Linked DNA regions of Homo sapiens: regions 1, 2, 3, 4 and 5 are each linked to region 6. Evidence: chromatin loops called from intact Hi-C (ENCODE). Cell type or tissue: PC-9. All regions are shown on one strand. Region 1 overlaps COL4A2 (collagen type IV alpha 2 chain). Region 2 overlaps MYO16 (myosin XVI). Region 3 overlaps MYO16 (myosin XVI). Region 4 holds the start of LOC124903267 (small nucleolar RNA U13). Region 5 overlaps COL4A1 (collagen type IV alpha 1 chain). Region 6 holds the start of LOC101927712 (a long non-coding RNA gene).

Region 1 (4,000 bases), 310 kb before region 6:
TGGCATCCCAGCCACCAGCCACAGGTGCCCAAAGAGAACAAGACAGGCAGGGGCTCATCTCATTTTGAAATCCTTGTCGAATGCCAGGAGACTGTGCTTTCTGTAGTTCAGACTATTACATTTTGGGTAGTGATAGCCGAGCCGCCTGGCGAGGGTGGGCTGGGAGATGATGCGGCCGCAGGACCCCCGTGGAGCGCCATCTGTGTCGTAAGGCAGCATTTGTCATAAGGCAGCATCCCGCGCACCACCTTCACCTCTTTGAGCCTCACCCGGCTCAGAAGTCCTCTCCAGATGTGCCCCCACCCAGGTTCCCCACGGGTGCGTTCCCCTCTCAGCTAGACCAGCAGCACCCACCTGGTCTTCCACCTAATGGTCTCCCCTCCCTGCAAGCCCAGGAATTACTCACACAAGCCACATCCTCCCTTGGAAACCAGGGGCACCGCACCCTCTTGTTACTACAAGGCCTGCCTTCCCCAGGGCTGCTGGCTTCCTCTGTGCCTGAGCGCACCCCTACGTGGCCCTGAGTGGCAGGTGGCACCCTTCTCCCTGGCAGGGAGCACACGTGGCTCGTAGGTCACCATCCACCTCGTCTGTCCAGTGTCAGAGGCCGTGTATTTGGGGATCTTGTACTTTTTAGGGCAGGGGATGCCTCCACAGGACACCATCAAGAGGGGAGTAAGGCCAGCCAGGGTGGGCGAGACACCATAAGTGGCAAAGACATGAGAAACGGGCTCACCTTGGGTCCCCGGGGTCCATCAGGCCCTTGATAGCCATCCAGGCCTCGGCTTCCCTGCAAGAAAGATATTTGCTTTTAATTTTTGTCTCTGATGTATAACTCCAAAAAGGGACTGCAATGGCATTATTATATCTCACAAAATGAACAACAGTTTATTAAAGTCATGTATTAACCCAGTCTGTGCTCAATTTTCCCTGACTTGGGTCTCAAAAATGTCTTTTTAAGGTTGCTTTGCTAGAACCAGGAGCCAAAAAAGTCCAAATATAACACTTGGATGCTATGCCTCTGAATTCTCACTTAATTCACAATAGTCCCTTCTTCCTTTCTATGTTTTTAGTATCATTTTGTGGTTGTTGAAGACACTGGGTCATCTGTGCTGCAGATGTTCTTTGTGGTGGGCTGCAGTCAGTCTCACCCCCGTGGTGTTGTACAATCTGTTCTTCTAACCCCACGTTTCCTCCACGTGAGTCATTAGGGCTGGAGGCTGCCCTAGGTGCAGGTTCCCCTTTTCAGCAGGGATCATTTGCGGAGGATGCTGGGCACCTCTTCTCCTACAGAAGATATGAGTGTCGGGTTGCTTTTATGATTGATCGTGGGGTCAGGTGTTGACAACCTGAACCAACTGTTGAAACTCTCTCCCAGGGTAGGTTTTGAAAATCTTCATTTAGTACCAAAATAGACGCATTAAGGTTTCTTAAGTTAGAGTTTTTTCTCTTCATTAAAAAAAATCTCTGCTGGGTATGGTGGCTCATGCCTGTAATCCCAGCACTTCGGGAAGCCAAGGTGGGAGGATCACTTGAGCCCAGAAGTCTGAGACCAGCTTGGGAAACATAGTGAAACCCTGCCTCTACAAAAAATACATAATGTAACCGGGCATGGTGGCAGGCACCTGCAGTCCCAGCTACTTGGGAGGCTGAGGTGGGAGGATCGCTTGAACCCAGGAGTTTGAGGTTGCAGTGAGCTGTGATGGTACCACCATACTCCAGCCTGGGCAACACAGCAAGACCCTGTTTCAAAAATAGAAAACAACTATAACACTAAGTTTTGTTTTCTCATTCCCTTGAACATTTTTTGAAAGAAAAAGTTTATCATTGAGTCATATCATGAGGTATCTGGACAGAAGAGTAAAGCTCTCTAAAAATCTAGCAATGTATTCCCTCTTTTAAAGAACATGCATGGTTCAGCTCTCAAAATTCAGAATGCCAGATGCCACAGGTATAAGAAAGGTCCATTCTCTGATTACTTTCGAGGTTATCTTGACACCCAGGAGCAGGTGTGCTGAAAGTCATGTTGTTTAGACTGAATTGAGACGGGCTTCACTTTGTGTGTGTTGTTGTGGTCCTGTGGTTTGGACCCGGACTTTCTCTCACGCTAGGTGGAGCTGAAGACTCAAAAGTAAAGACAAACTTCTGTGATTTTAAAAATGAGGTCCTGTTTAGAGGCCACGTCATAAGCTAAGCTAGGAATCCTCAAGTACCTGGCATGACAGGAGCTGGCAGCTGGACACTCAGTGGGAGCTGTGAGCACAGCCACAGACTGGCCAGCTCAGAGGGTGCCCTGGAATTTGTCAAATCTGAGCTTCACTCTGGGCCACGAGCATCACACACCTATGCTGTGGCATCCTCAGCAAACAAAACAAGCACCCCAGACACCACGTGTTGCCATCTCTGCTGAAGGGTCCAAGACAGCATGGGCACTTTGAACCATCTGAAATGCACTGGGCATTATAGAAAACCCATTGGGGAAGGGGGACAACTTAAGAAGCACTCAGGATTCCTCTGAGGCAGCTGGAACCCCAAGAGCCAAAGCAATGAGCTAAAACTTTCCAGGGGAGTTCCCAGCGGCAGGTCAACAGGTCAACTGACTCGGGGGAGGCTGAGGGTTATGCACGACTTAAGGAGAAAATGCACCCTCAGGGTTCATCTGAGACCACTGGCAGTGAAACCCAGATAGGCGGGAACCCTAAGTCAAAATGACGATCAAAACTTTTTCCTCTCTGTTTCTCAGTGGCAAACACAACAGGGTCGGGGAGGCGCAGGGATGGCCAAGGAGGAATCACCCAGGCGCTCCCAGAGTCAGGCTGGCAACCACCCCGGGAAGGACCCAGTGGAGGCTCCGCCGGGCTCCCTGAGACCCCGCTTCCAGGCAAGGTCTGTACTCCTGCTAGCAAGCTCACCACAGAGCCCACCCTTAGGGAAAGCTGAGGTCAGGAGACTGACATGCAGATCACTATTTTAGAATGGATAACTGTGAAGGGCTTTGAAACTGCAACCTCCTTTCTCCCCGGCCCTCCCCCAAATCTAATAACTTATCACTCATTTGAATTCAGTGAGGTCATATATATGATTCATAGGAAGTTCTGATTATGCAATTTTAGAAGTACAAGGTTGATTTTATGTTTTTCAAGGGTGGAAATAACTGGAGTAAGGAAAGTCCTTGGGCAGAAGTCCTCAGGGACTAGCTGACACAAACAGATGAAAAGAATGTATGGCTAGGCTTTTTTAGGGAGATGCATGTTTCTAAAGCTTAAAAGCAGTCTGCTGTCTCTCGTGGTGTGAACTGGCCTGTTATCTTTCTGTTCTTCATTTGCCTGTTGTACCCTTTTCATTGCAGTGGCCGAGGGAGCACCTGTTAGGCTAAATAGAACGCATGTGCCTCTTGAAAGAGGCGCCTCTGCAAAGAAACCCTGCCAGCCTGCAAATGAGATGCGATTTAGTATAAAAGACTAAAGACAGTGAGAGTTCCATAAAAGAACTCAATCTGAGGTCATGTCTGCCACTTCAAGCTTTGCAGAGGAAACCTACACACAGCCACAGGGAACACTGAGGCTGCATCTGGTGAGTCCAAGTCATCGACACTGCAGCCTGTGCAAATGCAACATCCCTGAAGTCCTGGACAGTCCTCATAGAGGACAATGGTCCTATTGAGGGGGGACTTCCCACAACACGACGCGTGTTGGTGTGGCATGTATTCCTCAAAGGAGACTAGGTCTCAACGAACACTTTTTAAAATAACTCTGTGGAGTTATTTCAAAATTATAAAATAACTCTGTGGAGTTATTTCAAAATTATAAAATAACACTGTGGACAGCATTTGCTCAGTTACTAAAGATATGTTTCCCCTAGAAAGAGGAGACGAAACCATCTCTAATTTATCAGAAAATTGAATATAACCAAATTCATAAATGCTACGTCTCCATTCCTTTTTAGAAAAGGCTGGAACTAATAGAAGTTCTGACAATCTCAGTGGGGATGACAGGCAACC
Region 2 (4,000 bases), 1.2 Mb after region 6:
CTATGGCCTTGGCCAAACTTGCTGACCATTGCGTCTCAGGCAGAGCAGGAGACTAGGAACAGGGCGGGGTCCACGTGCAATGCGGGTTGAGGTGTTTCCAATCTGTTAGAAGCACGGGTGAGGAAGGATACCTACTGATACTGGCGGAAAATGTAGTCAGAGAGCTGCAAGTTCAAGGCCATCGAGATGGAACAACACAAGGGGAAGGGGCAGTGAAAGTGGGTGTGGCCATTTATGACATTGTGAAATTGACGTTCCTAGAGCCATGTGACTGAGGAGGGCAGGTGGGTCACCCACAGGGTGGTGGTAGCAAGTGAGGGTGGTGTAAGCAGAGGAAATCATAGATACTAATAGTGAGCTCAATGTTTCTCAAAAGAAGGTGCGAAGAAGAACAATGTCTTCAAGATGCTTAGTGTGGCTGGAGGCAAGGGTGCCAGTGGGGCCTCCTAAGCCATCTAAAGTGATGAGCTGGTGTATCTTTGAAAGACTGTTGGCCTTATTCCTGAAATGCCTATTGCATTTCAGAAAGATTATTTCAGAAGTAGTGTGGAAGGAGGGCAAGTTGAGATAAGGTGAGATAAAAGAGGAACCAGGAGTGTCTTGCTGTAAGGCAGGGAAAGAATGATAAATTCAGCAGTGCTGATGAAAATGAAGGGAAGGCAGTAGGAATGGGAGATATTTATGGCGTGTGTCTGACCTATGCATGGAGGAGGTAGAAGAGAAAGAGCTATCAAGTATAACTTTTGGGCAACTGAGTGAACAATGGGGAGATTCATTACGTTTGGGGATATTCTGAGAGTAGAAGTGAGGCAGGAATAATGACTCACCTACCTAAATACATGCACATAGGCCCAAAAGGCCATAGAGAAAGAATAGTAGCGATTTAGAGAAAAAAGATTAGATGAATGGTGAGTTCTCACAATCACAATAAAGAGGAAAATAGTAAGGCCATCATTTAGAGTGAGTACTTGAAGATCATGTGGGAAAACCACTCTCTTTGTTCACTGAGTAGAGATGCATGTAGCATAGAGATTAAGCATGTCATCTGGGAGTCAGACAGCGCTAGATTCTAATTCCAAACATGTCACTTACTAGTGATTTGAGGTTCAAAGTTATTTAACTTATTTGAATTTTAGTTTTCCCCTCTGTTAAAATGGAAATAGTAATGCCCACATCAGAGCAATCTGTGAGAATTCAAACACTACAATTTTTATAGGACTTGGCACAATGCCTATCAGTTTATATATGTCCAATAAATGACAGCTGTTCTAACCAATGAGGTAGCAGGAAAAGGTTGGTCCTTCATTGAAGAGTGCAGCATGGCACCACACATGCAAATGGATCCAATATTTTCTTTGAAGAAACCCTCTTGGATTGATGGTTTTGTTTTTCTAAGGTGACAGATTATCTAGAAAGGGTGACCAGTTAGGCAAAATGGTCTCTCAGGAGCATAAAGAGTCTACACTATAGTCATGTCAAATGACCAAACAGGCTCAGAATGCTTTCCTCATTTGGCATTCAATTCATAGAAATAGTTTCACTAAGTGGGGACAAGTCAAACTGTATTTAATTTTCATATTTGATTCTAAATTGCACAAAGATGTTAGAGCATAAAAAAATTACCTTTAAAATATTGAATATCAGTTGTTAAGGCAGATGCCAATTCATCTGTTGATACTTGTAACATTCCAGCCACTAAAATTAAATCAGCATTATAAACATAAAGTTAGTATATTTTTTGATACCAAGAACATTGAATTTTATGGCCATAATTGATAAGTTTTATATAGGCACATTACAAAACATGAGTATTTTAAAAAGTCATTACCACTGTAATTGTCAAATTCAACTAGAGAAACATCTTACAGTAATCAAAATATTAATGAGTTCTTACAGTTCTGTGCATTAAATCACAGCGGATGTTTTTCCTCCCTGTCCTCACAGATGGTATGGAATTGTTTTTTTCCAGGTACCTGGTTAAATCTCTTTGATATAGGTGAAGATATGTTGTTTCCTGACAATCTGTGGTTTTAAGGTATTTTTTAAAAATCTGGGAGCGACTAACGAGGCAACTTCAAAGAGAGAGATTTTTGGCAAGATCTTTGAAAGGGAATTAATTACATTCTGTTTAAAATGTTGAGCTAATAACATGCTCCCAAAATACACTGGGTAGTGGGGTGAAGGGTACTTAGAACAATATAAATAAACAACAAGTATGTGCTAAAGAATCAGTGTTGCTAATGTGGTGCACAGAATGAGAACATAAAAGTACATCTTGCTACTCATTTCCACAACAGATTTTAAGAAAAAACAAAGTAGACAATTTCCCCCCCTCACTGAATTCTACTATAGAGGAAAGGGTTTAAGCCAACTGGCTTTTCTGTACTATGTCGCCATCTACTGGTAGATCTACAAAATTGCACATCAATGTGGTTAATGTCAGAAGGTCATGTTCCACTGACCTTGTTCCAGGAGCTGGAGGTCAGAAACGAAGGCGGAGTTCCCCTCATTCAGGGCAGTAAACCGAATGTCTCCAAGGTGCAATATTGCTGCTAGAATTACGAACAGATTCTCCACCTCCTATGCATTTTACAAACAGAGAGAATGAATAGGGTGCTTAGAAGAAAGATTAAAAGGCAAAATTTTTAAATATCTAAAAGTAAGTTACAAAAATGATGACCCTATTAATGAGGTTGGGAGTTTGCAGATCCCAAATGTTCGATATGGCAAGAAAACTACCAGTCTCTACCTCAACATCAAAACCTCATAATTCAAAACATATTTTCTCTAAATCAATGTTCCTGTTCCTGAAATATAAGAGAGTCAGGAAATAATATTCTGATATAAATTAACAGCTTGTAGATAATTGTAATAACAAAAATGAATAATTGTGTGCTTAGGGTTTGACTGGCTGGGCTTCACTTGTAAGGTTAGACTTCACTCCCCCTCCTCTCCAGGCTCACGTTGGACGCTATTTAGACTTTGCAGTTGCTGTGGCCGCTTCATTCAAGAACCTACATCATGGTGTTCATTTCTTCGCTATCTCTCTTATGAGATAAATTAACACGATGATTACAGAATTGTTTACTTCTCCTGGAAAAACTAAAGGAGGCCTAATGAAAACAACTGTGCCTAGACTCAAAAAATGCTAATTGTTTTTTAAGGTATTTTAAGGAAAACAGAAAAAAATGGATGTTGGCAAGAGCTATCTTTGAGCAGAGGGTAGCAGGAAGTAAGAGAATGCTGAAAGAGAATCTGGAACGCTGCATAAAAAAAATGAGACCTTAAATTTGATTTTGGATAGTCATTTTTTGGCAAGAATGAAAAATCAAGAAAAAGCTGCAAGTTAAACTGTACTTTTCTAGAATGTCAAATATTTAGCATGATGATATCAACAGTAAAACAGGTTGAGCCCCGTGAAGGGCAAGTGGCATAGCCTGTTCTGTTCTCAGTCTCCTAATCTGTAATTTGAGAACAAAAACTCCTTCCCTAACTACTGTGGAAGCGGTTCTAAGAACAATGCTGATGTGCTTTATAAATACACAGTGGAAACAATACACTTCTTGAGACTTCCGTGATTTTCCCCAGAGCTTGTAGTTTTCATAATAAGGTATGATTTTACCAATTTTAAAGTGAGAGCATTGAAAAGAATGATCTCTAATTTTCAGGTATAATAATATTTTATGAAAGTGATATACATATAAAAATGTTTTTGGTTAACCCCTAAATCATAAATTTGTTTTTCAAATTTAATTTACTTATGCTGTATAAAATGGCATTATTCAAGCCTCTCAAATTTCTTAACTACTTGTCAACTTATTTTTTTTCCTTTTTTTTTTTTTTTGAGACAGGGTTTCACTCTGTTGCCCAGGCTGGAGTGTAGTGGCGCAATCATAACTTACTACGGCCTTGACCTCCCGGGCTCAAGTGATCCTCCCACTTCAGCCTCTTGAGTAGCTGGGACTACAGGCAAAAAATAGTGTCCAGCTAATGTTTTTGA
Region 3 (4,000 bases), 1.2 Mb after region 6:
TAAGACCTGGGCTGAGCCACCAAGATGGCCTTTTGGCAGAGAGACGAGTTGCTCTTAAGTTAGGGGGCCTAGGGCAGCACGTGGTCACGTTCTCTTCTGTGTTAGAAAACACATACAAAGTAAAACTGATGTGTGTGTGTGCGTGCGTGCATGTGCCATGTGCATGAGTGTGACAGAGAGAAGCCGCATTTGAGTTTCTGCATCTCACATTCGAGTTTCTGCATCTCACATTCCTGGGGCAAACATAACCTCCGCTCTCTTCAGCTACGCCCTCATCTCAACACTCCCCCTTTTTCTTTTTTCTTTAAATGTGTTAGAGTTGGGAATCTAACACTACCAATCAAGAAGTTCCAATGAACAGAAATTTGAAACCAAACGTACCTTAGTTTGAAATCCACCTCTGTCATTTACCAAATATTCCAGCTAAATATCCTTGAACAAGTGACATATCTGGCTTCTGATTTATTATATATAACATCAAGAACAGAAGGCAGGACGGAAGCCACTGACCCAATTCCTCTCATTCTCATTTCAAAGTGAAATGTCCTTGCTAACTTACACAGGTAGTCTAACACTCATATAATGGCTACACTGTCCACCTAGGGTAACAAAAGCTCTGTTAGTTCTAAAATTTTTATGATCTTCTAGATTAAAATAAAGACCTAGCGTAGTTTGTTTTTATAGTCATTAGAGGTGGCAATCCCTAGAACGTCGTAAGTTAGTTTTGCTTCAGCAATGCAAAATAAAGACAGACATGCAGACTTTGACTTTGTGCTTTCTCTTTCATTTGCCTTAAAATCTCAGTGACACGAGGAGATAAAGACAGTATTGCCATTTTGTAGGCAGCATTGTTGTGGAGACAATTTAGGCATAAATTCAGCAGGGCCTGGATTCAGATCTTGGCTACTGGGTGACATCTCACTATACAATACAGACACAGCCTTGCACCCTCTGCTTAGCTGCGGGTGAGGATTCAGTGAGTGAACAAACACTTCAGAGAGTGCCTGGCACATGGGAAGTGCCCCATGAACTGTGCTGATCATGACTGTGACTGTCACTTAGGTTATTAATAATGGAGTCTGTGAGAATCTGGTGAAAGCACCTCCTGTCTTGAACTTTTGTCTTGGGAGCACCTTCAAGCTACTTACTAAGTAAACAGCTTATTATAGCACATAATTATGAAGACTCACCTCCAAATAGTATTTAAGTTTTCCCTTACCTCTTTTTAAACATTATGTGACACTCTCAGATTAGGTTCCCTGTTCATAATAAGCCCTTAGCAGAAACCAAACCTTCACGGGAGCTGCTTGCCGTGGCTTCCCCGTGACAGGTACGGCTCCCAGCAGGATCACAAGTTCAAGCGCGCGGTGACTCAGCTTTTCCTTTCATGGCCACATGGGTTAGAAACAGGTCACATGCTCTGAGTCAAACACTGCTTGTTTTCAACTTAGCATTCAAAATTTGACCTTTACTCACAAATGTTATCCTGCAGCACCACAATCATTTCCACCATTAATCAATACAAAAAGAGATTCAGAATAACTTTTTGGATTTAGGAACCTAGCTTTTCTGGGACTAAACCCATCTAAGCTATTTAAAGTATGCTGAAGATAAACAATGAATGACTATTTCTGGCTTTCATTAAATCTCAATTCCCAAAAGCAGAAATTACATTCGTTCCCCAAATGTAACGTTTGTATAATATACAAAGGGTAAGAAAAATTGAAATAGCCCTTGTAAAACAAACAGCTGCTGGTGAGGGGGTTAGGGGGAAGCAGTCAATATAGGAAGAACCGTAAGTGAAAAAGAAACTTTTGGTAACAAGCATTTGTGTTTGTGTTTCTTCATTTTTCTGTTTTTATTTTAATTTCTTGGTTTGGATTTTTGTTTTGTTTTGTTTTTCTCGTCTGACTTTATGGAGAGCTCGCCATCTTGTGGAATTCCAGATCCGTGCAGTCTTACTGCCACAGCTCAAAATATAGAAACCTACAGACTTTTTTTCTTGTTGTTTTAATAATCTGTGGAGGAAGATGCTTATGCAAAGTGTTATAAATACTGTTTTCATGCAGCTAAGCCTTAGGAGGTGATGTCTATATCTGTATCACTTATATTCTAAAGTTAGGCACACGTCCTATCTGCTGTTTCTAGATATCATTCCTATGTTACAAACAGGAAAGTAGTTTTACATTCATTTTATGCTGAAATAAACCTCCATAAATTTTCATGTGATACTTTCAACATTTTTAGTTCTAAAAACAGAGTCAAAGCTAAACAGCACTTTTGTAGCTTTAATGATAAAACCAAATTACAGGTCGGGCGCAGTGGTTCATGCTTGTGATCCCAGCACTTTGGGAGGCTGAAGCAGGTGGATCACTTGAGGTCAGGAGTTCAAGACCAGCCTGGCCAACATGGTGAAACCCCGTCCCTACTAAAAATACAAAAATCAGCCAGATGGGGTGTCATGTACCTGTAATCCCAGCTATTCAGGAGGCCGATACAGGAGAATCGCTTGAGCCAGGGAGGCAGAGGTTGCAGTGAGCCAAGATAGCACCACTGCACTCCAGCCTGGGCGACAGAGCAAATAAAAGAAAAAAAAGGGAATTACAGCAATGTTTTCTTCTCTCTGGAGGTCTAATCACATAAGATACGATAAGTATTGAATATGCCTTTAGCTCACAGTTACTGATGCATGTATATTTTATTTTGATTCATGTATCTAGTGAGTTGCTATGAAGGAAGAAGAGAGAGAATGAATTTGAAGGAAGAAGGCTTGTAAGTTTTGTAGTGTTTGCTTTAGGACTTAGTGTACTTCATCCAAATTCCACTAAAAGCTACACTGTGGGATAAGTGAGTGAGCAAAGAGATGCTGTGTTCATGTGGTCACATGTAGGCTGGTTTATTCTACATCATAGGAATAGCAATATTATTTTGAAAAACATCAGACAAGAAGATGTGACAATAATAATGCCATTCTTAATAATAGTAGATATACTACATATAATATAGTAAATATAATACATATATTAACAATAGTAGATACAGTAATTATTAACAATAGTAGATATAATTATCTACTTAATAATAGTAGATATACTACATATAATATAGTATATATAATACATATATTAACAATAGTAAATACACTAATTATTAACAATAGTAGATATAATTATCTACTTAATAATAGTAGATATACTACATATATGTAGAATCAGGCAGCCCCCAGAATCACAGCAGATTCAGAGAGACTCCAGGGATGCCTCGTGGTCAGAACAAATTTATAGACAAAAAAAGGGAAGTGCCATAAAGAAATCGGCAGTGAGGTATAGAAACAGCTGGATTGGTTACAGGTTGGTGTTTGCTCTATTTGAACAACTGAACACTCAGCAGTCTATCAGTGGTTGAAGTATGGCCGCTGGGATTGGCCAAGACTCAGCTATTGTTACAGGCACATACACCTAAGTTGGGTTTTCAGTCTTGTCTGCCTATTAAGCTAGGTTATAGTTCGTCCACAAGGACTCAAATACAGAAGCACGGAGTCCTCCTCCAGCCATATTTAGTTTGCTTTAACATATGGTATTGAGCATTTTACAAATAGCAATATCCTTTACCTATGGGTACCAATTTTAAGGAAGGGATTCAGAAGACCATCAGTTTGTGAAAGGTTAGAAAGCTCGCAAATTCAGGTTTACATTTCTAATTGTGAACAAGCCAAACAGTTTCCAAAACTATGGAACTTAATACTCATAATTACCAAATAAAGATTAGATACCAACCTAAATTTAAACATTAAACAAATATGAACTTCTCAAACCCAACCGACATTGCAAAAGTGAGAAGATCCACCAACATTATAAATGTGAGAAGACCTGTATAACATAAACAACAAAAAATACTGTATACATACTATGTTATAACTTGAAAAACAGCTTGCTTTACCGTTAAAGTTTTCCTGTGAAATTGTCATTGTACAAATGCTCCAACTGATGTATTCATGAAT
Region 4 (4,000 bases), 270 kb before region 6:
ATCAGGCAGGGCACTTGGGCCCTCTCCTGTCCTGGATTTTAACAGGGTTCCGGGTGATCGTTCTGAAGTGGTCCCTGTCCCAGGACTGGCCTGGGCTGGCCGCCAAAGTACCAACAACGGGGAGTCTCAGACCTTGTGAATTTTCTGGTCTAGCAGTTTGGGAGTCAAGGGAAGGAGCCTGGGAAGAATTTATATATGTATTTTTCTTTTTCCTTGTTTTTTTCTTTTTAATTTTTTCATGTGAGATGGGTCATGTGCTGACATCTTAACAAGGTTTGAGAGAGGCATGTCTCACACGAGTGTGAACGCCCCAGCATCATGCTGATGACCCACAAAAGGACAGGGAATTTATATATATGGAATACATATCTTTTGAGTCAGGGTTTTGCTGTTGCCCGGCTGGACTGCAGTGGCACAGTCATAGCTCACTGCAGCCTCAAACTCCCGGGCTCAAGTCATCCTCCTGCCTCAGCCTCCCAAAGTGCTGGGGTTACAGGCATGAGCCACTGCCCAGTCAGGAGTTGATGTTTTCAGCAAGGCCCCCAAGCACTTAAGATTCACAGGCAGGTTTGGGAGCCATGGAGTGTGTCTAATTCTCACGTAGACAGGTGAGGGGGCAGCCCAGAGAGATGAGCCTCTCACCCACAGCACCTGGACCCAGTGGTGCTCTGCATGCAGCAATACCGTTCCCCAAGCCCTGAGGGTCCCACATGCTGAGGGTCCCACATCACAGTCCCGGCTGCTCACCACCGCCAAGCACTGCTGGCTCATGTCTCATTTGTGAAGCAAAGGTAAGGGGGCCTCTGAGAGACCTGTCTGCCTTGCCCCCAAGCCACTGTGTCAGCTCTGCAGGCTCTGCGAGCCACCCCGCCATAGCCTTTGCGTTTTTTTGTCCCCCACTGCCCTGGCACACCCCTTCCCACGCTGGCACAGTGCACTGCACTCTCCAGTCTAACTGAGTGCCTAGCGGTTGGGCCAGTTTCTCTGGAACCTCAGGGCCATGGCACACGCAGCCCTCGCTGCCTGAGGCTCTCAGGGTCACTAGAGGATGTGACTCAAGCATGGGCTCTCTGGGGGCATCTTCCCCTCCTCACAACTGGAGGAGGCGGCCGGGGCTTCTTCCCCATGGCACACTGCAGGGCACTGCCATACTACATCTCTGTACCCACATTTCACGTGAGACCGCGAGGCCCTTGGAGGTAGGGACCATGCCTCATTCACACTCTGTCCCCGGCATCTCTTGCAGGATTTGACACACAGAACACACTCCATGTGCTGTCTGTTAAACACATGCGTTATGGCACTGCTATTTACCCCCTCTGCCTGGCTCCGAAATTCATGTTCTTCCCACATGGAATCTTCTATTTTTAGACCACGTTTCTGACCATTATAATGACTTCCCAATTTCTGATGCCGAGCAGCAGTGGGTCATGCTGTGGAGGACTTCACCCTCTCCTTTAGTCCCCTCCACCCTCCATTCAATTCCTTCAGTCACCTTCATCTACCGGAAAACATCATCCGCAATCTCAACTCTTCTCCAAGCCCTGTGCCCGCCCAGTGGAATTTCTGATTGTTCGTTCCACCAGATGATCTGGTTTTATCACCTGCATTATCAGGGAGAATGTTTCCCAGGCCTCTCAAGTGGAGTCATAAAAAAGGAGACCACCAGACTTGTGGAAAGGAGGGCTGGGCCAGTGAGGCCCGCGCTCAGCATCTGATGAGATACATCAGACCATCTGCTGGGATCGCGCTAGAAAATGAGGCAAGGGCTCTGGAATGCCAGGACTCCCTCCTCCAAATTTAGTTCTGGTAACATTTGAACCAAGTGTTTTGAGGACAACTGTCGGTGATAAGCCAGACCTGCGTAAGCAATTCAGGGCAACTACTGTGACTCAGGGGCGTAAAGGTTATGGAGGGAAGGGGTGAGTTTGTCAATGTAGGTCTGTGAGAAAGCTATAAAAGGAAGATGTTTAATGCTTACTGAATGTCTCTGTTTTAAAATCAGATTTCAACCTTGGGTCCAAAAAAGACACGTTTTTGTTTGGTCTTTTTACTGTTTCTATGCCAGGGTATGAGGTCAGCAGATTCGGAGTGACGTGCAGTTCTGGTGGTGAACACGAGGTGGCAGGCAGTAGCATCCACCGGCCCTTGGCTGGAGGCACAGATTTGCAAGCGGCAGTGATGTCAAAGATTTTGAGATTGTTTTGGGTTACAATGACTCATCTCAGTGGGAGAGAGGGCAGCTCCCTCATTTGTCACGGGGAGCTCACCTCCCATGGGGAAAGTCCTGACTGCAGAGTTCCAAAGATGTCGAAAGAGCACATCGAATTCCATTTTCCTTTCTACAGGGTGGTGGAACAAACTCAATCACTGATTGGTTGGACAATTCCCTTCCCTTTGACTTGCTTAAAGGAAAGTGTTCCAAATTTGTGTATTGGCGGACCTGTTAGGCCCAGCCCATTGCAGAGGGTCCACAAGAGAGTGTTTCAGGTTATTAGCTTTGACCCCTGGTTGGGACTAAGCTAGAACAGCAGCTGACATTTTTACTCTAGACTGTTCACTGTTCGGAGCACTTTCCAACAGTCAGCCTATGTAGTCCTCACAAACCTCTACGAGGTAGGTACTGTCATTGTACCCATTTTATGGTGAGGAAACTGAGGCACAGAGAGGTTTGGGCCATTTGGCTGGTATATGAAAGAGAAGAGTCATATGGGGCTTTTCAAAAGAGTTCCATAGGGCATTGTCATCCACACAGACTTCCCTTGAGGAACAGACATGACCTTGGACTCTGAATACATCTTTTCCACTGATCTTCCTGAAGCGATAATTAAGCCAAAAGCAGATGGACAAATTGTCTACAAAAATAAACAATGTATGCCTGGGGTTCATGGAAATCCGTACAAAACCAAGCCAGCCACAGTCCTGCAGAGGTGATTTAAGAACATGGCTTCTCTGCTTTAACCCTACCCTGCTCAAATGTAGCCATTTCACGGCTCATTAATCCCCCTCCCTGCTAAAGAGTGATGGGTAGAAAAAGAAGGTGAAACCCAAACAAGCCATTTCTGTTACTTTTTAGCAATGCTGGTCAAAAGGTATGCAGAGGAGGCCCCTGGAGCTGCAGGCTAATACTCTGAAGTAGTAACACACTCCAGGGAAATATTTAGACATAACCTATGCTTTCTCTACCTTCTCTGAACAGATTCGTTGTTGAAAACAGGCTGCATTAGGAAGATTTTCTAAACAGCTGTGGAGTTCTGCATGCTAAAAAGGTTGGCTGTTTAAGCATATTCTGAAGCAGGGTTTAGCTGGACCTTGGAGAAGACGAGCTTTGTGTTCCAGGGGAGTTGTGGGGAATCAGGAGGCCGCTTCGCAGAGGCCCAGGTTCCTTGGGAGAAGGCTGTCGTGGCTGAGAAGACCTGTAGGGAGGCCTGGGTGCTGACCACAGATAGGAGCTGAGATGGGACGTGGGAGACGGTGGTAGAAGTCCCTGCAGTAACCCCACAGGCCGTGAGTGAGGGCTTAAGAGCATCGAGAAGAAGGCAGCTGAGAGGAGAAAAGGGCAGAATGGTGGCCATTTGGTTTGTGAACAAACCGAAGTGATTTAACACTGATCAGTTAAACACAGATTCACGTGATTTGGAGCCCCGTGCAGTCAAGAAGGAAGAGTACCAGATTTGAAGTGCTACCGGGGTTGAATCCCAGCTCTGCCAGTTCTATGACCACAGGCAAGTCACTGCCCTTCCCTGAGCCTCAGTTTCTTTATTTGGGAAATGGAAATATTCACTGATACCACCTAGCTGGGTTCTGATGATCTTTCCACCAGATGGAAGAAAGATGTCACTGTTTTGATTTCTGAACAAACCAAGCTGATATAACAGTAACATCAGTAACATATTTTGTCGTGAAGAAAACAAAAGGGTATGAAAGTGGCTTCGAATTTGACGCCAAGAAGAAAAGGAAAGCTACGGGAGAAAAAGAACAGGTGCTGGGGGTCATGTAC
Region 5 (4,000 bases), 72 kb before region 6:
AAAACAAAACTAACACCAAAACTTTCTTTTTTAGGGACCACCAGGCTTACCAGGGATGAAGGTACATTTTATTTTATTTTGCTTTATTGGATTCATTACAGGGAATCTGTTTACAACAAGTGCCATAGAAGCACATTCTCTTTAAACCACTTTGGCTGATCGATTGTTTCTGAACACACTTCCCTAAACTCTGTTACATGAAAAGACTGTACAAGTAACCCACAAACTCAGATCTCAGACTCTAACGTTCAGACACTTGGCACAGCTTCTTAATGGGGAATAAGCAGCGGAAGGAGGCCTGGTGTGGTGGCGAAGGCTCACTTCACCCAAACTGGGGAGGCAGATGGGAGAATGGGGCTCCCTGGGTGCCTCTCAGACTTCCCAGGAGGGAACCTGGGGCAGCTTTTCCCAGGCGGGGTGTTGATGTCTTGGGGCTCGGCTGCTGGCATCAGCCCGACCTCAGACTGTGCAGTCATGTAATGTGTCGGCTGTGCTTGGGCACAGGGCGGGGACCTCGGGCATCTGGATGTTGGGATCAGCCTTGTCAAAGGGAGGCTTACAGGTCTCAGCAGCTGCAGTAGAGATAACTGCTTACCTGGATGAAGGTGAGAGTCCCTGTGCTCGCTCCTGTGATTCAGAACACGTAGGAAATAGATCCTCATAATAGCCCTGTGTGTTAGCATGCTCCAGAGACACAGAACCAGGAGCATGTGTGTGTGTGGCCAGAGAGAGGAGAAACTGCTTCTAAAGCATTGGTTCTCATGATTGTGGGGGCCGGCAAACTCAAAACCTGCAGAGTGAGGTGGGCAGGCCAGACACCAGAGAAGGGGTGGAGTTGTAGTCTTGGGTCTGAAGGTGGTGTGTGGGCAGAATTCCCTCTTCCTCCAGGGAGGTCAGTCTTTTATCCTGTAAGACCTTCAACTGATGGGATGAGGCCCACCAGCATTATGGAGGGCCATTTGCCTTATTCAGAGTCTACTGATTTAAGTGTTAAGCTCATTTTAAAAATCCCTTCACAGAAACATCTGGTCTGGTGTTTAACCCAATAATGTGGCCTAGCCAAGTTGGCAGATAAAATTTACCATTACGCCGTGCTTTTATAAAAGTATTCATCCTGAGCCTTTTCTCAAAAGAGAATTCTTGTTTTGTGAGGAGAGCCTGTGGTCACGCAGTAGTCTTTCAACCAGAGACAAGGGCCCTTGTCTAGAGTTGGGGGTGGTCCTCGGGCAGTGTGGCAGACCCCTTTGCTTTGCCGTCTCTACATTCAGTCCCGGCTGCGGCTCAGTTGACCAGGCAGTGGTTAACGCTGGCCATTAAGACGGCAATCATGATGGGAGAGATGGCCAGGCTATTGATTTCCAGTGTAGACGGGGTCTAAATCCCAGACTTAGGCTAGTCCTGTAACACTAATATATGCCAACTATCAAAGAGTTTTCAGCTTCTTTACATGAATGTCGATATTTGCAACTTTCTATTTTCTTTCTTCATCCTCTAGGGTGATCCAGGTGAGATACTTGGCCATGTGCCCGGGATGCTGTTGAAAGGTGAAAGAGGATTTCCCGGAATCCCAGGGACTCCAGTAAGCATTTGCTGAATCATTATGAACATGTGCCACCTCACCCTCCCAGTTCGCATCTGAACTCATTTCTTTCTCATGCATTCTAGGGCCCACCAGGACTGCCAGGGCTTCAAGGTCCTGTTGGGCCTCCAGGATTTACCGGACCACCAGTAAGTTTTGGGGGCTGTCTCTCCGAGGCAATCATTTAAAAAACAACTATATTGAGGTTTGAAAATAAATAATAATTTAGTAAAAACTTTACACAGTTGTGGTCGCTCTTAATTTGGACATGGCGGAATCAGCTTCCCTCTTACTAAACGTTTGGCTGGCATCCCGGTACCCATATACCCAGAGCTGTGGGAAAGGGATGATGATAGTACCATAAACTGATACCCTGAAACAAATAATGCAGTCATGGTTGAAGGGGCTGGCGGGGTACTGCTGATAGTCACAGCCTGTGGGAGTGAGTTCAAAGATGGACAGACAGGCTGTGCCCCAGGTGACTTCACCAGGGAGCAGGGGAGATGGATTGGTATTGGTATGGTCACACCTGAGGGTCCTGCACCTGCTAGGAGTGGGGAGGGAGGGGAAGCCCAGGAAAAATATTTCACAAATAAATTATCATGTTGACCAGAGAATCTTAAGATAACGTCAGCCTGAAGAAGGGCTTAAAGCTCCCTAGAGTTCTGAATCCTATTTAATTAAAATGCTGTCTCTCCCAGGGTCCCCCAGGCCCTCCCGGCCCTCCAGGTGAAAAGGTAAAAGTTCTTTTCATTTTTTGTTCTTTGGCATTAGTATAAGGCTATCATGAAATTGCTATAGCTCACTCTTCTTATTCTTTCAGTCTCTAAAAAAAAGTTGGAAAATTAACACTATATCTAACTATACCTTTAAGTATCTATCATATATCATTTATTATCTATTGATTATCTATCAATATATTGATCTTTTCTTTCATCCATCCCTTAGTCAATACTTTGGAATCACACTGATATTTCCCTTAGTTTTCTAATGCAAGAGTTTAAAAACTGTAAATTTTTAAAAAGGTCTTTGGAATTTTTGATCAGTCATACTTTAAAAACTTTTTCATAGACATTGAATTCAGCATGATCGTTACTTTCCAGAAAATTTTATGAGAGTTATGGGACAAAGCTATTGCCTGAAATCTACCATCTTATTGCATTTTGTGTGAGGTTTGTAGAATGACTTTGAACGAAGTAGACAAATCTAATAATGAGAGCCTAATTTTTAATCCACAGGGACAAATGGGCTTAAGTTTTCAAGGACCAAAAGGTGACAAGGTGAGTGCATATTGCTCTGGAGTGCTTTCATGTTGAAAACCACAGTCCTCACCTGACAGTTCCCACCTTTGGATCAATGTCTGGACTCTTACAAGTATAGTTACTCTTCTCTGCATGTTCTTGCATTTGGTAGTTAGTGTTTTCCTTAAAATGCCAGCATTATTGAATTTATTCTAGCTTATTCAGTACGCTAGAATTTATGGAAGTGCTCTGTGATCTGACAAGCAGAGAACAACGAGACTAACTCCAATTATCTGTACAAAGAGTTCAAACTCTTCTTCGTCAGTGATGAGGTCAGACCTAGGATTTATGAGTCAAATTTAGGACTTGACCATTAGATGAGTAACCCTGTAAGCCCTGCAGAGCGGGAGTCCACCGCCAGGAAATTGGGAGTAGCACGGTGGGCAGCGGCCCCTCACCACCGGCCTCTCTTCTCAGAGGCGGGCATGTCCAGGGCCACCACCAGGAGAATTAGGACTAGCACGGTTGGCAGTGGCCCCGCACCACCGGCCTCTCTTCTCAGAGGTGGGCAGGTCCAGGACCAAGTGGGTGTGGGAGGAGATGCAGTGTGGAGCCGGGAGGGCACAGACCACACAGCAGGTGGCTTCATCCTGCAGAGAGGAGGCAAGTGGTGGGTCCCTGATCCTCTCCAGGAGTTTCCCTGGATCAGACCAATGAAGCAGGCACTGGCTAAGAAGGGATGCCTGCCATTGCTGTAGCCAGCCTGTGGAAGGCCAGATTCTCCTCTGACATCCAAGCTGGTGGAGGCAATTACAACCAGAGCGCCCAATACAGTGGGGCCTGGATGGATCTGGATGTGCAGGTGGCCTCTGCTTGCCACCCAAGATTTTGGCCCAGTCTTTTCATAAACTTTGAAATATAGTGACTCTGAAATGTATGCAGTTGTAATTTTTAGGCGTACCCGGCAGTTAGGATGCCCGAGGAGGGAGACTCTTGATGGTTGTCTTATTCTGGGATTACCTAAAATGCCTTCTTTTTTCTCAAGCTCTATTAGGTAGTTTGTATTCCTTTCCTCCGTGCCATCAGAAGCCAGTATACACTATACAGGGGCACGCAAGTCCGGAGGTGTCTTGCAGGTGTTCAGATTCCATGGTTATTCCTGAGCTAGTGGCCACCCATA
Region 6 (4,000 bases):
TCCCATGATGCAAAAATAGCATTTAGTTTTATTGGGCCTAAGATGATCTCTCTGCAATATTAAAAGGTGTCCCCTAGAGTAATTTTTAAGTATCTGAGGTTTTGTTAAGATCATTCTTTTCATAATTCATATCTTCTTTAACCTTTGTTATTCCAGATTTAAGAGATGTTTTCAAGTCGTGTTCTCAGAAGCTTCTGATCCTTATCCTTCTGATCATTTGAGTTATACCTGTCTGACTCTACTATGTCTCCCTGCTGCTTTGATAAAAGACAATTTCACATACTGTGGAGGTCATCAGTCAATCTAATGTTTATTAATCATCCCCTCATTTCACATGGCTTTCTCTGGACCCCTTGGGAGGAGACAAGGTAATAAATCCTATCCTCCATCCCAGGTTCATGATCATTTGGATAGACAAGGTATATATAGAGAAAATATTTAATAATTAGAGTCCTGAAGGAGGGACTTTGCAGTGAACTTCAACATCTCAAGCCTCCTTCTTCTCCCACTTCCAAACCACCCTGAATCACGCGGGAGAAGTGAAAATATCTTTTAAAGACATCAAGAGAAAAATATTTCACAAGCCTGTTCGATAACTTTCTGAAAACACTCATTGTTCAGGGTGCTGCTTAAATGATCTTTCTGCTTCTGCCGGTGGCAAGGCCCCTCCAGCTCTGAAAGCATGCAGAGGACAGCCCATTGTTCCCTTAACGCCTGAGCATCAATCACCTGGTCACCCAACACTCAGCCAGCTCTGCGCAGAATGTTTCTAAGTGATTTTGACTGCAAGACTTTTCGCCATTGGGTCCACGTGGGAACCTCTCCCTCTGGCTCTCCTTACACCTCCACATGGGTGGACACATGGCCCCGGCCTCTGGAGGGATGGAGAGGGAGGGTGCTTCTGGAGAGAGGAGATCTGATGGGGCTGGGGTCTCTCCAACCCTGCACGTGGCACCCTGTGAACTCACAGCCTTTCATACCAGCTCCTTCCCTGGTCCTTAGCCCTTTCGTCAGTGCGGTTTAGGGCAATGGTCACCTGAACGTTTGTTTTGACAGTCACAAATTCCCAGAAACAGGGAAACGGAACTCGCTAGCGACGTTGTGTGGATGAGTTTGCTTTAGGCTGGAACAAGCCTTGCCTTTGGGTAACGGGCTTCCGGGTGCGCCCTGGCCGGCTGTGTGCGCGCGGAAGGCGGTCACCTGGGCCCCCTGGGCGCGCGCGCCGCCCGCCCGCCCGCCTGCCCCGCGCGCACCTGCAGGAGGCTCTGGCGCGCTCCCTCCCTCCCTGGCTGCGCTGCGAAGGGCGCGGGAGAGGGGGATTCTAGCAGCGCTGAATCACTTTCCCACAGCCTCTGCGTGGGGAGCGCTTCCTCTGATGCACGCCCTATTTGTACTTCCTGAGTGCGCGTGGACTGCGGGCCCTGCTCGCCGCAGACTTGCCCGAAATAGCAGCGCGCGGGCTCGGCTCCCCGCGCCGCCCGCAGCATCTGCCTCCCCCTCCCGCCTCGTGGGCAACCGGGCGCGGCTGAGTCACGGTGACACTGAGTCACTCGCCAGCGTCAGGAAATGCCTTTTTTAGACTTCCAGTTTGAAATGGAGCAGCAGGTGACTTTTTAAATTCGGTTTTGTGTTTTATCTTCAATTTCCCTGGGGGCAGTTCTTGCTGGTTTCACATTTCCCCACGACTTGCTGCTTGGGGCAAGTTCCGCACCAAATGTACCTAGGCGGAGCTCCGCCTTAAGGGATATTCATTTTTCCGATGTAAATGAGGAAATTCTGCAGACTGGTTTTGAAGCAGTCTTCGCTAGACACTCCATGCAACAGTGTGTATTTGTACGTGGGTGGACGGCTTGCTATCTGTGACGCGTTCCCAGGACAGACTGCAGGTGGCACCAGGGTCCCCTGATTGTGAAGTTCCACCTCTGCAGAATGGCTTAGGTGCAATTTATAGCAGCATTGCCCTTTTTAATTCAGTGTTTAACAAGGTTAACCTGAAGCAGGTTACTAGGTGCTAATTAGGATCTGTGGCCAGGTCAATGCATTTTTTTTTTTTTTTTAAACGGGTAACTAACTGTGTTGGAAAGAAAGTGGATGGAGAATTATTCCAAATATACTAAATGAAGCCTTTCACCAGAGTTTGCAAATATGAATTATAACAGTAAAAATACAATGAGAACTCACATTTTTAAGGAATTACAAATGAGCATCCGTGGCACTGTATGCGTCCTTACTGTCGTTGGGCGGTTTCTTCCTAAAGAAAGAAGCCCTCCTTGGTACTTAAAGAAATTCAACCTCTAGCGCCCTGTGCCTTCCCCCATGTCACTGTTAACAGCTACTGCCACACATGTATCTAGTATAGGAAGGATTGGCAGCCTCACCTTGTTGCATGGAGGGTGAGTGCTCCTGGAACACGTTAAGGAACTGAAGTTGCGAACGTGGTGAGGGGAATTGCCCTCAGAAGCAATACGGCAGGGGAGTCCTGTGAGGGTGGTTTTCTCAGCTTTGCTGGGGTAACAGGACACATTGGCTGGGACTTTCCCCATTGTCCAAATTCCTAATTAGAGCCCCAGCTAAAGCAAAAGAGGCCACAGCGCCGCATATTCTGAAGAGAGCTGCCAGCAGTTGGGGGCAGGGTTCCTGTCCTGCTGAAAGAGCCCAGCTCTGTCAGCCAACCCAGCTCTCTCCAGGCTGCACCCCTCTGGAAGAAGAGAGGAGGAGAGAGTGGGGGAGGAGGCAGGAGACTCCAGTCTGCAGGGGTCCTGTGCTTTCCCCTCTGGGAGGGGACATCTTCCTTGCCAAGTTCCCTGTCTCCACACCCCACGGCCACAGGAACATCTCAGACTTTGCGGGTGTCTCTAGCCCTGGCTGGATTCTGCTCGCACCCCCCACACCCATCTGAGGGGGCAGTTCAGAGCTGGCGGAGCAAGGCACACCCACAGCTTTGTGGGGGCCCGGGGCTGTGAGCTTTGTCTGGGGCCTGTGGGAGAGAGCTTGGCTTGAGCTCTCCTGGCTCTCTCCACAAAGAGTCTTCTCTGGGGAAAGCTATGAGGTATGCTTTGGGGTGTGAAAGGAAAATTAATCTTGGGGCCCCCAAGTCACTAAGCTAATGGGAAAAGTCAGGCTGGGAACTGCTTAGGGCAAACCTGCCTCCCATTTTGGAAAGGCTCATCAGAAACTCAAAAGAGTGTGACCATTTGTCTCTCACCTACCTGTGACCTGGAAGCCCCCTCCCTGCTTCGAGTTGTCCTCCCTTTCTGGATGGAACCAATATTCATCTTACATGTATTGATTGATGTCTTATGTCTCCCCAGCCACCTTGGGCACACACCATCAGGAGCTCCTGAGGCTGTGTCACAGGCGTGCATCCTTAACTCTGGCAAAGTAAAATTCCTAAATTGACTGATACCTTTCTCAGATATTCAGGGTTCACAGGGGGGCAGGGTGTGAAGCGAGAATGGAGAGAGAAGTTTGAGGGCTCTCCAGGGTGGAGGGCCTGGGGAAAACTCATCTGCAGACCCCCTCACCCTCACCCCGAGAATGCCTGGGGACCACAGAAGGCTCAGGGCAGTGTGGGGAGGGCCTTTACTTCCACAGTTCAGCTGTAAAAGGCTGGTCCCTTCTCCCTTGCCCCTGCCTGGTCCCCAGCCGGGAGGAGTAGGATGGGAGGAGGAGGAAGGAGAAAGATGCAAAGAAAGGCTATGCCTGCTTCATGTCCCTCCAGCCCAGAGTTCTTGTTTGTTTGTTTGTTCTGTATGTTGTGGCAATTCAACAGAGCCTATGGAAATCTTTTTAGAAAAAAATGTTTATTTTAAAAAGGCATGTGCTAAAATACGTAGTATTATAAAGAAAACTATATTAAAATGCACTTATCAAAATATTTAAAAAATTATCAACATAGTAATATACATATTTCTTTATTGATACATTAAATAATACTGTCTAGAAGACACATTTTAGAATACTGCTGAGTATAAATAATATTTCATAATACCTGAAATTA

The links. A loop is a pair of places that touch in the nucleus more often than their neighbours do. Peaks named below come from ENCODE experiments on the same cell type or tissue, not always from the same donor. Only the 100,000 strongest peaks of a DNase experiment are listed, where the experiment ranks them.
Region 1: a loop joins it to region 6, with 13 times the contacts of the local background. A loop is called at or near these places in 3 of 110 quality-filtered maps.
Region 2: a loop joins it to region 6, with 11 times the contacts of the local background. A loop is called at or near these places in 13 of 110 quality-filtered maps.
Region 3: a loop joins it to region 6, with 18 times the contacts of the local background. A loop is called at or near these places in 2 of 110 quality-filtered maps.
Region 4: a loop joins it to region 6, with 4 times the contacts of the local background. A loop is called at or near these places in 4 of 110 quality-filtered maps.
Region 5: it touches region 6 in a loop (3-fold over the local background); 3 of 110 quality-filtered maps call a loop at or near these places.

What each region holds. Positions count from the first base shown.
Region 1 is chr13:110,442,619-110,446,618 of GRCh38, reverse strand. COL4A2 (collagen type IV alpha 2 chain) reads right to left here. Exons shown (of 48, transcript NM_001846.4): 17 at 737-790. Among named protein-coding and RNA genes, the nearest start is that of COL4A2-AS2, 19 kb to the left of the region's middle. RefSeq lists enhancers at 1-151, 152-652, 1,817-2,006, 2,077-2,126. In PC-9, a CTCF peak has its summit at 2,063; DNase peaks (open chromatin) are centred at 458, 2,158 and 3,088; H3K27ac peaks cover 102 bases.
Region 2 is chr13:108,960,119-108,964,118 of GRCh38, reverse strand. MYO16 (myosin XVI) reads right to left here. Exons shown (of 35, transcript NM_001198950.3): 18 at 2,463-2,580; 19 at 1,624-1,695. Among named protein-coding and RNA genes, the nearest start is that of MYO16-AS2, 140 kb to the left of the region's middle. In PC-9, a CTCF peak has its summit at 2,404 (motif pointing left); a DNase peak (open chromatin) is centred at 2,378; H3K27ac peaks cover 1,290 bases.
Region 3 is chr13:108,913,253-108,917,252 of GRCh38, reverse strand. The region is part of intron 16 of MYO16 (myosin XVI); the gene reads right to left. Among named protein-coding and RNA genes, the nearest start is that of MYO16-AS2, 190 kb to the left of the region's middle. RefSeq lists an enhancer at 1,318-1,447. In PC-9, CTCF peaks have their summits at 1,730 and 1,930 (motif pointing left); DNase peaks (open chromatin) are centred at 1,382 and 1,942; H3K4me3 peaks cover 1,425 bases; H3K27ac peaks cover 2,770 bases.
Region 4 is chr13:110,410,546-110,414,545 of GRCh38, reverse strand. All of the region lies in intron 4 of COL4A2 (collagen type IV alpha 2 chain), which reads right to left. LOC124903267 (small nucleolar RNA U13) reads right to left here and starts at 341; the gene lies at 240-341. RefSeq lists a silencer at 2,050-2,344. In PC-9, CTCF peaks have their summits at 1,886 and 2,091 (motif pointing right); a DNase peak (open chromatin) is centred at 2,215; H3K27ac peaks cover 1,705 bases.
Region 5 is chr13:110,207,708-110,211,707 of GRCh38, reverse strand. COL4A1 (collagen type IV alpha 1 chain) reads left to right here. Exons shown (of 52, transcript NM_001845.6): 8 at 35-61; 9 at 1,496-1,579; 10 at 1,666-1,728; 11 at 2,281-2,316; 12 at 2,818-2,859. Among named protein-coding and RNA genes, the nearest start is that of LINC03082, 81 kb to the right of the region's middle. In PC-9, no CTCF peak of the experiment used is centred here; a DNase peak (open chromatin) is centred at 1,557; H3K27ac peaks cover 1,740 bases.
Region 6 is chr13:110,135,741-110,139,740 of GRCh38, reverse strand. LOC101927712 (a long non-coding RNA gene) reads left to right here and starts at 1,127. Exons shown (of 3, transcript XR_931726.3): 1 at 1,127-1,605. RefSeq lists a silencer at 1,153-1,232 and enhancers at 2,161-2,775, 2,776-3,390. In PC-9, CTCF peaks have their summits at 1,722 and 1,926 (motif pointing right); DNase peaks (open chromatin) are centred at 1,100 and 1,700; H3K4me3 peaks cover 2,193 bases; H3K27ac peaks cover 3,638 bases.